Linked DNA regions of Homo sapiens: region 1 is linked to region 2. Evidence: chromatin contacts called from ENCODE Hi-C or POLR2A ChIA-PET data. All regions are on one chromosome and are shown on one strand. The core of a region is the stretch at or near the end of the contact, and the rest is flanking DNA. Distances in the headings are between cores, read along the strand shown.

The links. A loop is a pair of places that touch in the nucleus more often than their neighbours do. ChIA-PET counts read pairs that join two places held with the same protein, here RNA polymerase II (POLR2A). Pooled maps may share reads with other maps.
Region 1: a pooled map shows a loop between it and region 2 (10-fold over the local background). The contact joins two enhancer-like sites. A Hi-C loop is called at or near these places in 4 of 50 pooled maps. POLR2A ChIA-PET finds 5 or more read pairs at or near these places in 7 of 52 experiments (GM12878, K562, T-cell and 3 more).

Annotation. Positions count from the first base shown.
Region 1 is chr7:140,249,020-140,255,234 of GRCh38, forward strand. LOC107986854 (a long non-coding RNA gene) reads left to right here. Exons shown (of 2, transcript XR_001745386.2): 2 at 4,537-5,190. Among named protein-coding and RNA genes, the nearest start is that of KDM7A-DT, 75 kb to the left of the region's middle. RefSeq lists enhancers at 3,765-3,814, 3,845-3,914. Within about 2 kb of position 3,977, at least 5 of the 41 ENCODE cell types and tissues checked have a DNase peak (open chromatin) inside an H3K27ac peak, as active enhancers do.
Region 2 is chr7:140,356,749-140,363,186 of GRCh38, forward strand. SLC37A3 (solute carrier family 37 member 3) reads right to left here. Exons shown (of 15, transcript NM_207113.3): 6 at 1,892-2,037. Among named protein-coding and RNA genes, the nearest start is that of SLC37A3, 39 kb to the right of the region's middle. RefSeq lists an enhancer at 2,854-2,903. Within about 2 kb of position 2,748, at least 7 of the 41 ENCODE cell types and tissues checked have a DNase peak (open chromatin) inside an H3K27ac peak, as active enhancers do.

The DNA.
Region 1 (6,215 bases), core at 2,727-5,226, 110 kb before region 2:
GATTTTCAGAAGCAGCCTCTTTTTAGCTTTCACCAGCTTCTCCAGTTTTCTCCGTTGCATTTATTATCTGTTGTCTTCCTTCTTTGGGAAACAAGGATTTAGCTATCATATATCTTCTCTTCCCCATCCTCCTAATTTGCTTGTGTTGCAATTTCTGGTTTAATCAGTAGCCAGTGTTTATTCTGACAATGCAGCCATTATTCACAGCTGAGCTGCGGAGTGTAACATGATTATATTTCCTATCTGGTACAAACTTTTTCTTGTTTTCCCTGAAGATAAATATTGCCTTATTTTCTATTTGTTCAACTGTCTATGTACCTATTGCTAATTCTTCTCCAGACTCTACTGGAAATGTGAATCTTTGCTCACTGTATTTAGACATAGCAGGTTGTCCTGGTTTCATGTGTTTTTCTAGGAGGCATCCTCAAGTCCTCCATCCCTATCCTCCTGCTCCCAACTCTGCTCTCTTCCCATTTCCTGGGCTTCAAGGCTTCCTCTTTATTTATTCCTTCATTTTCATGGAATATATCATCCTACAGTTTCCTAAGAAAGGCTGCTTGGGCTGGGTGTGGTGGCTCCCACCTGTAATCCCAGCACTTTGGGAGGCTGAGGTGGGTGGATCACTTGAGGCCAAGAGTTCAAGACCAGCCTGTCCAACATGTCAAAACACTGTCTGTACTAAAAATACAAAACTTAGCTGGGTGTGGTGGTGCACACCTGTTATCCCAGCTACTTGGGAGGCTGAAGCACAAGAATTGCTTGAACCCGGGAGGTGGAGGTTGCAGTGAGCAGAGATTGCACCACTGCACTCCAGCCTGGGAGACAGAGCGAGACTCCATCTCAAATAAAAAATAAAATAAAAGAAGAAAGGCTGCTTGGGAGGTTAAAATTTTGAAAGCTTACATTTCTGAAAGTGTCTCTATTCTTCATTCACACTTGCATGTTAGCTTTGAATTCATCATATTCCAGCTTCTAGCGTTGTGCTTGAGAAGAGCAAAGCTATTGCCATTTCTGATCTGTAGTACATAACCTGCTATTTTTTTTTTTATCCTGGAAGCTTTTTAGATCTTATTCATAGTTGTTCTGAAATTTCACAATGTTGTGCCTTGGTAGGGGATTTTTTTTCCATTCATTGCCTTGGATACTCGGGTAGGCCCTTTCAATCTAGAAACATATGGTCTTCCATTTTAGAATTTTTTTTCTTGAATTACTGTTATTTTTTAAAACATTATTTCCTCCTTTCCATTTTCTGTATTCTCTCTTTATGGAACTCCAATTACTCAAATGTCAGACTTCCTAAATTGATGTAGAAGGTCTCTGATTTTCTAACTGTCTTTCTCCTATTTTCTGACCCTTTTTTCCTACTTTCTGTGATTTTTTTTTCAACTTTACCTTCTGACTTTTCTTTTTTCTTCTTTTCTTTTGAGACAGGGTCTCACTCTGTCACCCAAGCTGGAGTGCGGTGGTTTGATCATAGCTCACTGCAGCCTTAAACTTCTAGGCTAAAGCGATCCTCCTACCTTGGCCTCCCAAGTAGGTGGGACAACAGGCATGTGCCACCATGCCTGACAAATTTTTTATTTTTTGTAGTGACAGGGTCTCGCTATGTTGCCCAAGCTGGTCTCGAATTCCTAGGCTCAAGAGATCCTCCTGCCTCAGCCTTCCAAAGTGTTGGGATTACAGGCATGAGCCACCACACCTGACGTCTTGAATTTTTAGTTTCTACTATCACAGCTCAACCTTCCATGAATGCTTTTATTCACTGAATATTCAGTTTTAAGAAACAATATTGGCTGGGTGCGGTGGCTCACGCCTGTAATCCCAGCATTTTGGGAGGCTGAGGCTGGTGGATCACCTAAGGTCAGGAGTTCGAGACCAGCAGGGCCGACTGGCAAAATCCTGTCTCTACTAAAAATATAAAAATTAGCTGGGCGTGGTGGCACATACTTGTAATTCCAGCTACTCGGGAGGCTGAGGGAGGAAAATCCCTTGAACCCGGGAGGCGGAGGTTGCAGTGAGCCAAGATTGTACCACTGCACTCCAGCCTGGGTGACAGAGGAAGACTCCATCTCAAAACAAAACAGAACAAAACAAAGCAAAACAAAGAAAGATTTGCATGTATGATGGAGTGATTTTAGAATGGGGTGATCAGACAGGGGCCAGTCATTCTTGGGGGAATCCCCTATGATACATTTCCATGTCTCTTCTTTTGGTGGTCAGTTTCCTATGGGAGTTCTCTGAACTCCCTCCCCATAGTTATAAATGTGTCTGCCAGTGTCTAGGAGTCAAATATGAGGACAGCACGGGTTGGTACATTGACTTTCATTTCATCCCCCTTCTTTGATACTCATCTTCCACCTTCAGTTGTTCCTAAGTCCAAAGTTCCTCTAACTCAAACTCCCCATACAATAAGTGGTCCGTCTCTGATGAAGGCTGAGAGAAAGTAGTAGCTTGTTGCATAGGCTAAGGGAAGAACTGCAGGGATTAACTCTCATTTTTTTTTGAGATGGAGTCTCGCTCTGTGGCCCAGGCTGGAGTGCAGTGGCACCGTCTTAGCTTACTGCAACCTCTGCCTCCCAGGTTCAAATGATTCTCCTGCCTCAGCCTCCTGAGTAGCTGGGAATACAGGCATGCACCACCATGCCTGGCTAATTTTTGTATTTTTAGTAGAGAGGGGGTTTCACCATGTTGGCAAGGCTGGTCTCAAACTCCTGACCTCAAGTGATCTGCCCGCCTTGGCCTCCCAAAGTGCTGGGATTACAGGCGTGGGCCACCGTGCCCAGCCTTAACTATTGCTTAAGAAAACTTTTTATTTTTATTTTTTTCTTGCCCTGTTGCCTAGGCTGGAGTGCAGTGGACCGAGCATGACTCACTGCAGCCTCAACCTCCTGGGCTCAAGTGATCCTCCTGCCTCAGCCTACTGAGTAGCTGGGACCACAGGTGTGCATCACCAGCCCCTGGCTAATTTTTGTGTTTTTTGTAGAGATGGGGTCTTACTATGTTGCCCAGGTTGGAAGAAAACTTTTAATCAGTGCTCTAGTTTTCAGCCGCAGCCATGCCTTTTCAGAAGTATCTGGTACCTCCAATTCCTAAGCCTTTGGGGTGTTTCAGAGGCATGGATTGGCTTGTTTTCTTGGCTTCCCCATTTTGAGACCCTTTACTCTGGTGTGTGAGGTTCATTATCTCTCAAATTTCCAGCTTAAAAATCTTTTTGATCCTTCTCTTTGCTCTTACCTCTCTTATGGACTTATGCTTTTCAAAAAAAGTCTCTTGCCTCACATTTTAGTGGGGTTTTGGGAGGAGGCCCAGGAGTATGCACATGTTCAACCGGCTATGTTTAATGGGAAGTCCTCCGAGCCCACAGAGTTTTCAACTCTCGTTTTATTGAACTAGGCCTCCTCATATAAACCTATGTCCAGTTTTAAAATGGAAGTCAAGTAAAAATGTGATTTGATTCACATAGTTTTAAGAACAGCTTTTATTTATTTATGTATTTATTTTTTGAGATGGAGTCTGGCTCTTTCACTCAGGCTGGAGTGCAGTGGTGTGATCTCGGCTCACTGCAACCTCTGCCTCCTGGGTTCAAGCGATTCTCTTGCCTCAGCCTCCTGAGTAGCTGGGACATCAGGCGTGCACCATCATGCACAGCTAATTTTTGTATTTTTAGTAGAGACGGGGTTTCACCATGTTGGCCAGGCTGGTCTCGAACTCCTGACCTTGTGATCCACCTGCCTTGGCCTCCCAAAGTGCTGTGATTACAGGTGTGAGCCACCACGCCTGGCCTAAGAACAGCTTTTAGAGATGCTTTTGGCCTATGTGGCTAGATATGAATTCTCACTCTGAGTATAATTGTCTGACTGTCATGTGTTGACTGTGTACACACAGCTCAAACCCAGAGTCCAGCCTTGTCTCTTCTGATGAAATACCAGTGCCCACAAACAGAAGGTTCCCCTTCTCTCACCCATGAATAAACAGGAAGGTCTCTTGGAGCTGTGGTCTTGGGGCTGTAGCCCTGCCCCTAATTTCCTCAGACCCTTTACTGAGAACTGAGTCATTGCAACATCATGCTCAGCCAGCTGTCTCAGCACAAGAAAAAGCTTTGCTGTGGTATGAGGTTTTGTGGGCTGCAGACTACATCTAGGTCAGCAAATTAAACTCCATAGTGTGGTTACCAATTCCAGCTTCATCTAGCTTAAGGGCTGTCTGATTTCACCCTCTGGGCATTGGCTCTTCTGGTGTTTGGGATATAAGGCCCCTCTGTGGGTGTTTAAGGCACAATATTTCAGGCCTAAACCACCGAATGACACATGCCTAAACCCAGAATCCTGTATTCTCCACCAGGACTCCAGGGTATGTGAGGGTAACAATAGTCCAACCCTGCAGATAATGAGATTTGTGTGTGTGTTAGAACAAAGGGGAAAGGTGGGGATGTATTTCTTTGATGCTCAGTTTCATCTACCACTTGTATTTCTCTCCTGCCCTTCTTTGACCCTAACATGATCCAAACCCTTCTTTCTTGCTTCTCTTTTATGGAAGTTTTGAAGAATGGATGGTTACATAACAGATGGCCAGCTGGTCTACCTAGAAGGGCCTTACAAAGGACAGTGCCTCCGTGGGGAAGGCTCACCCTGGATCAGACGCCGGATTGCAGATTTACCATGAATGAAGCCCTTGGAGACTGAATCATGTTAAAAATTCAAAAACAACTCAGTAAATATTTATTTGAAGTCCTGCTGTTCTTCAAGGCCCTGGAATGCAGATATGAGAAGAGTCACTGCTGCCCAAGAGCTGACTGACTGTGGAGGAAGACCATGCTAGCAGGTGGCTACGTTTTCTACCACCTAGCACCTGCTCCCCCTTCTCCTGGTAATGGTATCTGCAAATAATCTCCTCAGTCTGTGTGCTTTCAGTGGAACTGAATCTACCCCTGGTTCAAGAGCTCAGGTACAGCCTCTGGCCTGGCTGCAGTGATTAGTTTAGAGATGGACTTGTAACCTCATCAAAGCCCGATATTGTTCAGGGTAACATACTAGATATATTTTGCTAGGATTGCCAATAATCATTTATTTAAGCTCCTTAGATGAGGTTTCCTGTCATTTGCAACTGAAAAAGCTCTGTGTAGCAGGTTGAATAGTGTTCACCCCCTGCCCAAAAAATACACTCACATCCACCCAGAACTTTGGAACTTTAGAATATGATCTTATTTATTTATTTATTTATTTGAGACAGAGACTCACTCTGTCGCCAGGCTAGAGTGCAGTGGCATGATCTCAGCTCACTGCAACCTCAGCCTCCCAAGAAGCTGGGACTACAGGTATGTGCCACCACGCCCAGCTAATTTTTGTATTTTTAGTAGAGACGGGGTTTCACCATGTTGGCCAGGATGGTCTATCTCTTGACCTCATGATCTGCCCACCTCAACCTCCCAAAGTGCTGGGATTACAGGTGTGAGCGACGGTGCCTGGCCTGATCTTATTTTTAAAAGAGCCTTTACAGATGTAATTAGTTAAGGATCTTGAGATGCAATCATTATGGATGTAAATTTAGGTGGGCCCTAAATCTAACAATTGGTGTCCTTATATGATGAGGAGATATCACAGACGCAAAGACACAGGGCATATGACCATGTGAAGAGGAAGGCAGAGGGTAGGGCGATGCTGCCGTAAGACAAGGATGCCTGGGCCACCAGAGGCTAGGAAGGGGCAAGGAAGGCCCTCCCCCTTAGAGCCTTCAGGGGGAGCATAGCTCTCCTGACACTTTGATTTCCAACTTCTAGCCTCCAGAATGGTGAGAGAGAATTTTCCACTGTTTTTAAGCCAACCAGCTTGTGACACTTGGTTAATGGCAGCCCTAGGAAACAAGTGCACTCTAACATGTGAAATCACTCAACAGATATTTATTGGTTCCTAATAATGTGTCTGAAAAGGACTTAGTATAAAATCCAAAGAAGAGGGACATGGAGGCTGTAGAGAGGTATTAGAGCTGGGACATTAGGAAGCCTAAAGAACCATCTGTCCCACTGTCCTGCACCCCGATGGGTGCCTCTGGAAGGGCCTGGAGAAACCATGGAATTTATGTTCTTTGGGCTCCCTTTTTGTCGGGTTAAGACAGGGACTCACTCTGTCAGCCAGGCTGGAGTGCAGTGGCGCAATCACGGCTCACTGCAGCCTCAATCTGCCAGGCTTAAGCAATCCTCCCATCTCAGCCTCCCAACT
Region 2 (6,438 bases), core at 1,498-3,997:
AAATTAAAGTCACAATGCGATATCATTACACACCTATTAGAATGGCTAAAATCAAAAAACACCAAGCACGCCAAGTGTTGGGAAGGGCACAGAGCAATAAGAACCCTTATGCTCTGCTGATGGGAATGTAAAATGGTACGACCACCTTGGAAGAGACTGCCAGTGTCTTAAAATGGTAAACGCAGCCAGGCGCAGTAGCTACGCCTATAGTCCCAGCACTTTGGGAGGCCAAGGTGGGTGGATCACCTGAGGTCAGGAGTTCAAGACCAGCCTGGCCAACATGGAGAAACCCCATCTCCACTAAAAATACAAAAAATTAGCTGGGCATGGTGGCGGGCCCCTGTAATCCCAGCTACTCGGGAGGCTGAGGAAGGAGAATTGCTTGAACCCAGGAGGTGGAGGCTGAGGTGAGCCGAGATCACGCCATTGCACTCCAGCCTGGGCAGTAAGAGCGAAACTCTGTCCTGGGGAAAAACAAAAAAAAGGGAAATACAAACCTAGCATATGATCCAGCCATTCTACCCCTAGATATTTACCCAAGAGAAATGAAAGCATATGTCCACACAAGGATTTGTACACAAATGTTCCCAGGAGCTTTATTTGTAACCGCCCAAAACTGAAAACAACCCAAATGTTCATCCACAGGTGAATGAATAAACATGAATAAATTTATAATTATGCTGAATGAAAGAAGACACAAAGGCTGGGTGTGGTGGCTCATGCCTATATTCCCAGCACTTCGGGAGGCCGAGGCAGAATAGCTTGAGGCCATGAAATTGAGACCAGCCTGGGCAACACAGACCCTTTCTCTACAGGAAAAAAAAAAAAAAAAGATGACTCAAAAAAAGAGTACATACTGTATGATTCCATTTATATATAAAATTATGGCTGGGTGCGGTGGCTCATGCCTGTAATCCCAGCACTTTGGAAGGCTGAGGCGGGCGAAATCACCTGAGGTCAGGAGATCGAGACCAGCCTGACCAACATGGAGAAACCCCATCTGTACTAAAAATGCAAAACTAGCCAGGTGTGGGGGCACATGCCTGTAATCCCAGCTACTCAGGAGGCTACAGCAGGAGAATCGCTTGAACCTGGGAGGCGGAGGTTGCAGTGAGCCGAGATCGCGCCATTGCAATGGGCAACAAGAGCAAAACTCCATCTCAAAAAAAAAAAAAAAATTAGCTGGACATGGTGGTACACACCTGTAATCCCAGCTACTTGGGAGGCTGAGGCAGGAGAATCACTTGAACCCCGGAGGCGAAGGTTGCAGTGAGCCGAGATCACCCCACTGCACTCCAGCCTGGTGACAGAGCAAGACTCTGTCTCAAAAACAAAAAAGAAAAAAAAGCTCCTTGAAGGTTTAGAGGGAAAAAATACCCCATTTGATCAAGCCCCAAAGTCTGGCGTTCTTCATCTGAGTCTAATTAGAGCCCTTGTTACATGACCTTGGGCAGGTCAACATGAATAACCTTTGACCTTAATTTCCTTATCTTTAATGTAAAAAGGTTAAATAAGATCACTCTCAAAAAAGGGCAGGGAAGGCAAAACCCAAAGGAAGATACATGATGGATAGTAAATGAGATTTTTATGTTCTATAAAGAAACGATGAGTAAAATAAAAAATTGAGACCTCCTGCCTTGGCCCACACTCAGAATCTGCCCACAGCCCAAAGAGTGGTAGGAGTGTGTCTCCTAGGCTGGATGACTTCTAAGGTCCACACCATTTCCAACGCACACTGACGTGAAACCCTCTCTCCCTGAACAACTCTGACTTGCTAACGAAAGATGTGGGTGGTATCTAAGGCAGCAAAGTAACTGACTTTGACAAGTCTGAAAAATCCACCATGGAAACCACTTAAACAGAGAAATTAGAGAGGAAGGAAGTGGCATACCCGGCTTTCCCAAACCAGTTGCCCATAACAGCAACCACACAGGGCCAACCAGTGGACTGCAGCAGGCCGTTCACAATCCACAGGCAGCAGTACAGCCATTTGTTGTAGAAACGCAGCCATTCTGTGAGCGCACCAAAGACAAACACCTTGAAGAGGAGGAAACAAAAGGAATATGTAACAGCCACACTGACACTTTCAGTGGACGCCACTCTACCCACTTGCTTCAGAGTAGAGACCACGTGAAGGATACACTCACACAGCCAGTGCCTGTAAGTCACGTGGCCAGCATCACAAAGGTCCTGCTCAGAGCCACAGTGAGGAGGCAGCCACCCAATCACTGCCCACCAGAGAGGAGGAGATGCCAAAGACATAAAGTCATTAAGCTATCAGCCCTCCAACTGACATCTTCAAGGCTAAAAAGTGAATTCCAGGCCGGGCTCACGCCTGTAATCTCAGCACTTTGGGAGGCCGAGGAGGGCAGATCACAAGGTCAGGAAATCGAGACCATCCTGGCTAACACGGTGAAACCCCGTCTCTAATGAAATTATAAAAAATTAGCTAGGCGTGGTGGCAGGTGCCTGTAGTCCCAGCTACTCAGGAGGCTGAGGCAGGAGAATGGCATGAACCTGGGAGGTGGAGCTTGCAGTGAGCCAAGATCGTGCCACTGCACTCCAGCCTGCGCGGGAGTGCGAGACTCTGTCTCAAAAAAAAAAAAAAAAAGTAATTCCTCATTTTACATGTATTTCCATCTCCTCACCCTCAGACTGTGCATGTGGAGGGAACAGCAACCTCCAGAGGGCTGCTGTGAGGACAGAACGAGCCCAGGGAGGCCACCTTTCCCGGAGCAGTGCCAGGTGCTGCTATGGGCAGAGGCACGGGGCGCATGCCAGCCACTGTTATGGCTACAGCTCCTGAGTTAATCAACGAAAGCGAAACCTATCAAACTTGTGATCTGCTGAATCATTTAGCAGCTTTCATCAAGGGGCTGCTTTTTTCCAGGCATTTTGCTCAAGTGGACATTTTATCTACAGTCAAACTCTATTCTGAGAATACTCTGCATGATTAAAAAATAGTATGTATAATACTGTCTAGTTCCAGTTACAAGACATTCTGGAATAAGTAAAACTGTACACAGAAAAATGATCAGGGGTTGCCAGGGGCTGGAGAAAGAAGGGGCGGTCACAAAACTACTCATTTGTTGAAAAGTCTGAACAATATGCTTAAAAAGGGCAAGTTTATGTACAAACTGCAGTTTTTAAAAAATACATAAAACACAAAAAAGTCTGTACACAGGTTTTAAAATAATATGTTTATTATGTGTGGGTGAGCAACTCATAAATAAATAAAGTGCTTCCATCTCTAAAATGTCAAGGGGAAAAAAGGTTTTACTTACACTCAAATGACAAACACTGAAAAACAATAGTAGGCCAAACGCAGGGACTTGTGCCGGTAATTCCAGTGTTTGCGGAGGCAAAGGAGGGAGGATCACTTAAGGCCAGGAGTTCAAGGAACAACCTGGGCAATATAGTGAGACCCCATGACTAAAAAATTTAAAAATTAGCTAAGCATGATGGTACACACCTACAGTCCCAGCTACACGGGAGGCTAAAATGGGAGGATTGCTCGAGCTTGGGAGTTCAAGGCTGCAGGATCACACCGCTGCACTCCAGCCTGGGCAGCAAATCGAGACCTTATCTCTAAAAAAATAATAATCATAATAAATTAGGGTCTAACTAAACTCCATGGTTTCATTTAATCAACAAAAATTCCTGACTAGAAGCTAGTAAGCAATGACGATTAGTCAGATATGGAGGCTGGGCACGGTGGCTCACCCCTGTAATCCCAGCACTTTGGGAGGCTGGGGTGGGCAGATCACCTGAGGTCAGGAGTTCAAGACTAGCCTGGCCAACATGGTGAAACCCTGACTCTACTAAAAATACAAAAATTAGCCGGGAATGGTGGTGCACACCTGTAGTCCCAGCTACTCAGGAGGCTAAAACAGGAGAATGGCTTGAATCTGGGAAGTGGAGGTTGCAGTGAGCCAAGATCATGCCACTGCACTCCAGCTTGGGTGACAGAGCAAGACTCCGTTTAAAAAAAAAAAAAAAAAGATTAATCAGATATGGATCCTCCCCTACACAGCACTTGTTTCAAATGCCTCACATACAGAAACTCACAGTCCTCACTGCCACCCGGGGAGAGCTAATATGCCCATCTCCCTCTGAAGCTCACAGAAATCATAAGCTAGAAAACCACAGAAGACAGACAGAAACCCAGGCTGTCCTTGTCTAGGGAATCTGTGATTTTAACCACTGCATACCCACCCTAAGGGAAAGCAAGACTGAACCAGAAATAACCAAGCTAAGCGGCAGACTGTTTCAAGTGCCTGCAAAGAAACAGGCACTGCAGCTCAGAAGCGGGACTGACATTCTCAAAGAGGTGTCATTTGGCCAATGCTTGAAGGAGACTGTGAGTTAGACTATGGAGAGCTGAAAAGGGGACCATCCAAGGCAGGCAGAACAGGAGAAACAAAAGCACCGAGATAGAAAGGAGCAGGATAGGGCCAGGTGCGGTGGCTCACACCTGTAATCCCAGCACTTTGGGAGGCCGAGGTGGGCGGATCACCTGAGGTCGGGAGTTCGAGACCAGCCTGACCAACATGGAGAAACCCGTCTTTACTAAAAATAAAAAAGTTAGTCAGGTGTGGTGGTGCATGCTTGTAATCCCAGCTACTCAGGAGGCTGAGGCATGAGAATCGCTTGAACCTGGGAGGTGGAGGTTGTGGTGAGCCAAGATTGTGCCATTCCACTCCAGCCTGGGCAACAAGAGCAAAACTCCGGACACACAGCCTCTCCCTCCCCCTCCCCCTCCCCCTCCCCCTCCCCCTCCCCCTCCCTCTCTCCCTCTCCGTCTCCCTCTCTCTCCACGGTCTCCTTCCACGGTCTCCCTCTGATGCCGAGCCAAAGCTGGACGGTACTGCTGCCATCTCGGCTCACTGCAACCTCCCTGCCTGATTCTCCTGCCTCAGCCTGCCGAGTGCCTGCGATTGCAGGCGCGCGCCGCCACGCCTGACTGGTTTTCGTTTTTTTTTTGGTGGAGACGGGGTTTTGCTGTGTCGGCCGGGCTGGTCTCCAGCTCCTAACCGCGAGTGATCCGCCAGCCTCGGCCTCCCGAGGTGCCGGGATTGCAGACGGAGTCTCGTTCACTCAGTGCTCAATGGTGCCCAGGCTGGAGTGCAGTGGCGTGATCTCGGCTCGCTACAACCTCCACCTCCCAGCTGCCTGCCTTGGCCCCCCAAAGTGCCGAGATTGCAGCCTCTGCCCAGCCGCCACCCTGTCTGGGAAGTGAGGAGCGTCTCTGCCTGGCCCCCCATCGTCTGGGATATGAGGAGCCTCTCTGCCTGGCTGCCCAGTCTGGAAAGTGAGGAGCGTCTCTGCCCGGCCACCATCCCATCTAGGAAGTGAGGAGCGCCTCTTCCCGGCCGCCATCCCATCTAGGAAGCGAGGAGCGCCTCTTCCCCGCCGCCCATTGTCTGAGATGTGGGGAGCGCCTCTGCCCCGCCGCCCTGTCTGGGATGTGAGGAGCGCCTCTGCTGGGCCGCAACCCTGTCTGGGAGGTGAGGAGCGTCTCTGCCCGGCCGCCCCGTCTGAGAAGTGAGGAAACCCTCTGCCTGGCAACCGCCCCGTCTGAGAAGTGAGGAGCCCCTCCGTCCGGCAGCCACCCCGTCTGGGAAGTGAGGAGCGTCTCCGCCCGGCAGCCGCCCCGTCCGGGAGGGAGGTGGGGGGGGGGGTCAGCCCCCCGCCCGGCCAGCCGCCCCGTCTGGGAGGTGAGGGGCGCCTCTGCCCGGCCGCCCCTACCGGGAAGTGAGGACCCCTCTGCCCGGCCAGCCGCCCCGTCCGGGAGGGAGGTGGGGGGTCAGCCCCCCGCCCGGCCAGCCGCCCCGTCCGGGAGGTGAGGGGCGCCTCTGCCCGGCTGCCCCTACTGGGAAGTGAGGACCCCTCTGCCCGGCCAGCCGCCCCGTCCGGGAGGGAGGTGGGGGGGGGGGTCAGCCCCCTGCCCGGCCAGCCGCCCAGTCCGGGAGGGAGGTGGGGGGTCAGCCCCCCACCCGGCCAGCCGCCCCGTCCGGGAGGGAGGTGGGGGGATCAGCCCCCCGCCTGGCCAGCCGCCCCGTCCCGGAGGTGAGGGGCGCCTCTGCCCGGCCGCCCCTACTGGGAAGCGAGGAGCCCCTCTGCCCGGCCAGCCGCCCCGTCCGGGAGGGAGGCGGGGGGGGGGGTCGGCCAGCCGCCCTGTCCGGGAGGGAGGTGGCGGGGTCAGCCCCCCGCCCAGCCGGCCGCCCCGGCCGGGAGGTGAGGGGCGCCTCTGCCCGGCCGCCCCTAATGGGAAGTGAGGACCCCTCTGCCCGGCCAGCCGCCCCGTCAGGGAGGGTGGTGGGGGGGGTCAGCCCCCCGCCCGGCCAGCCGCCCCATCCGGGAGGTGAGGGGCGCTTCTGCCCGGCCGCCCCTACTGGGAAGTGAGGAGCCCCTCTGCCCGGCCACGACCCCGTCTGG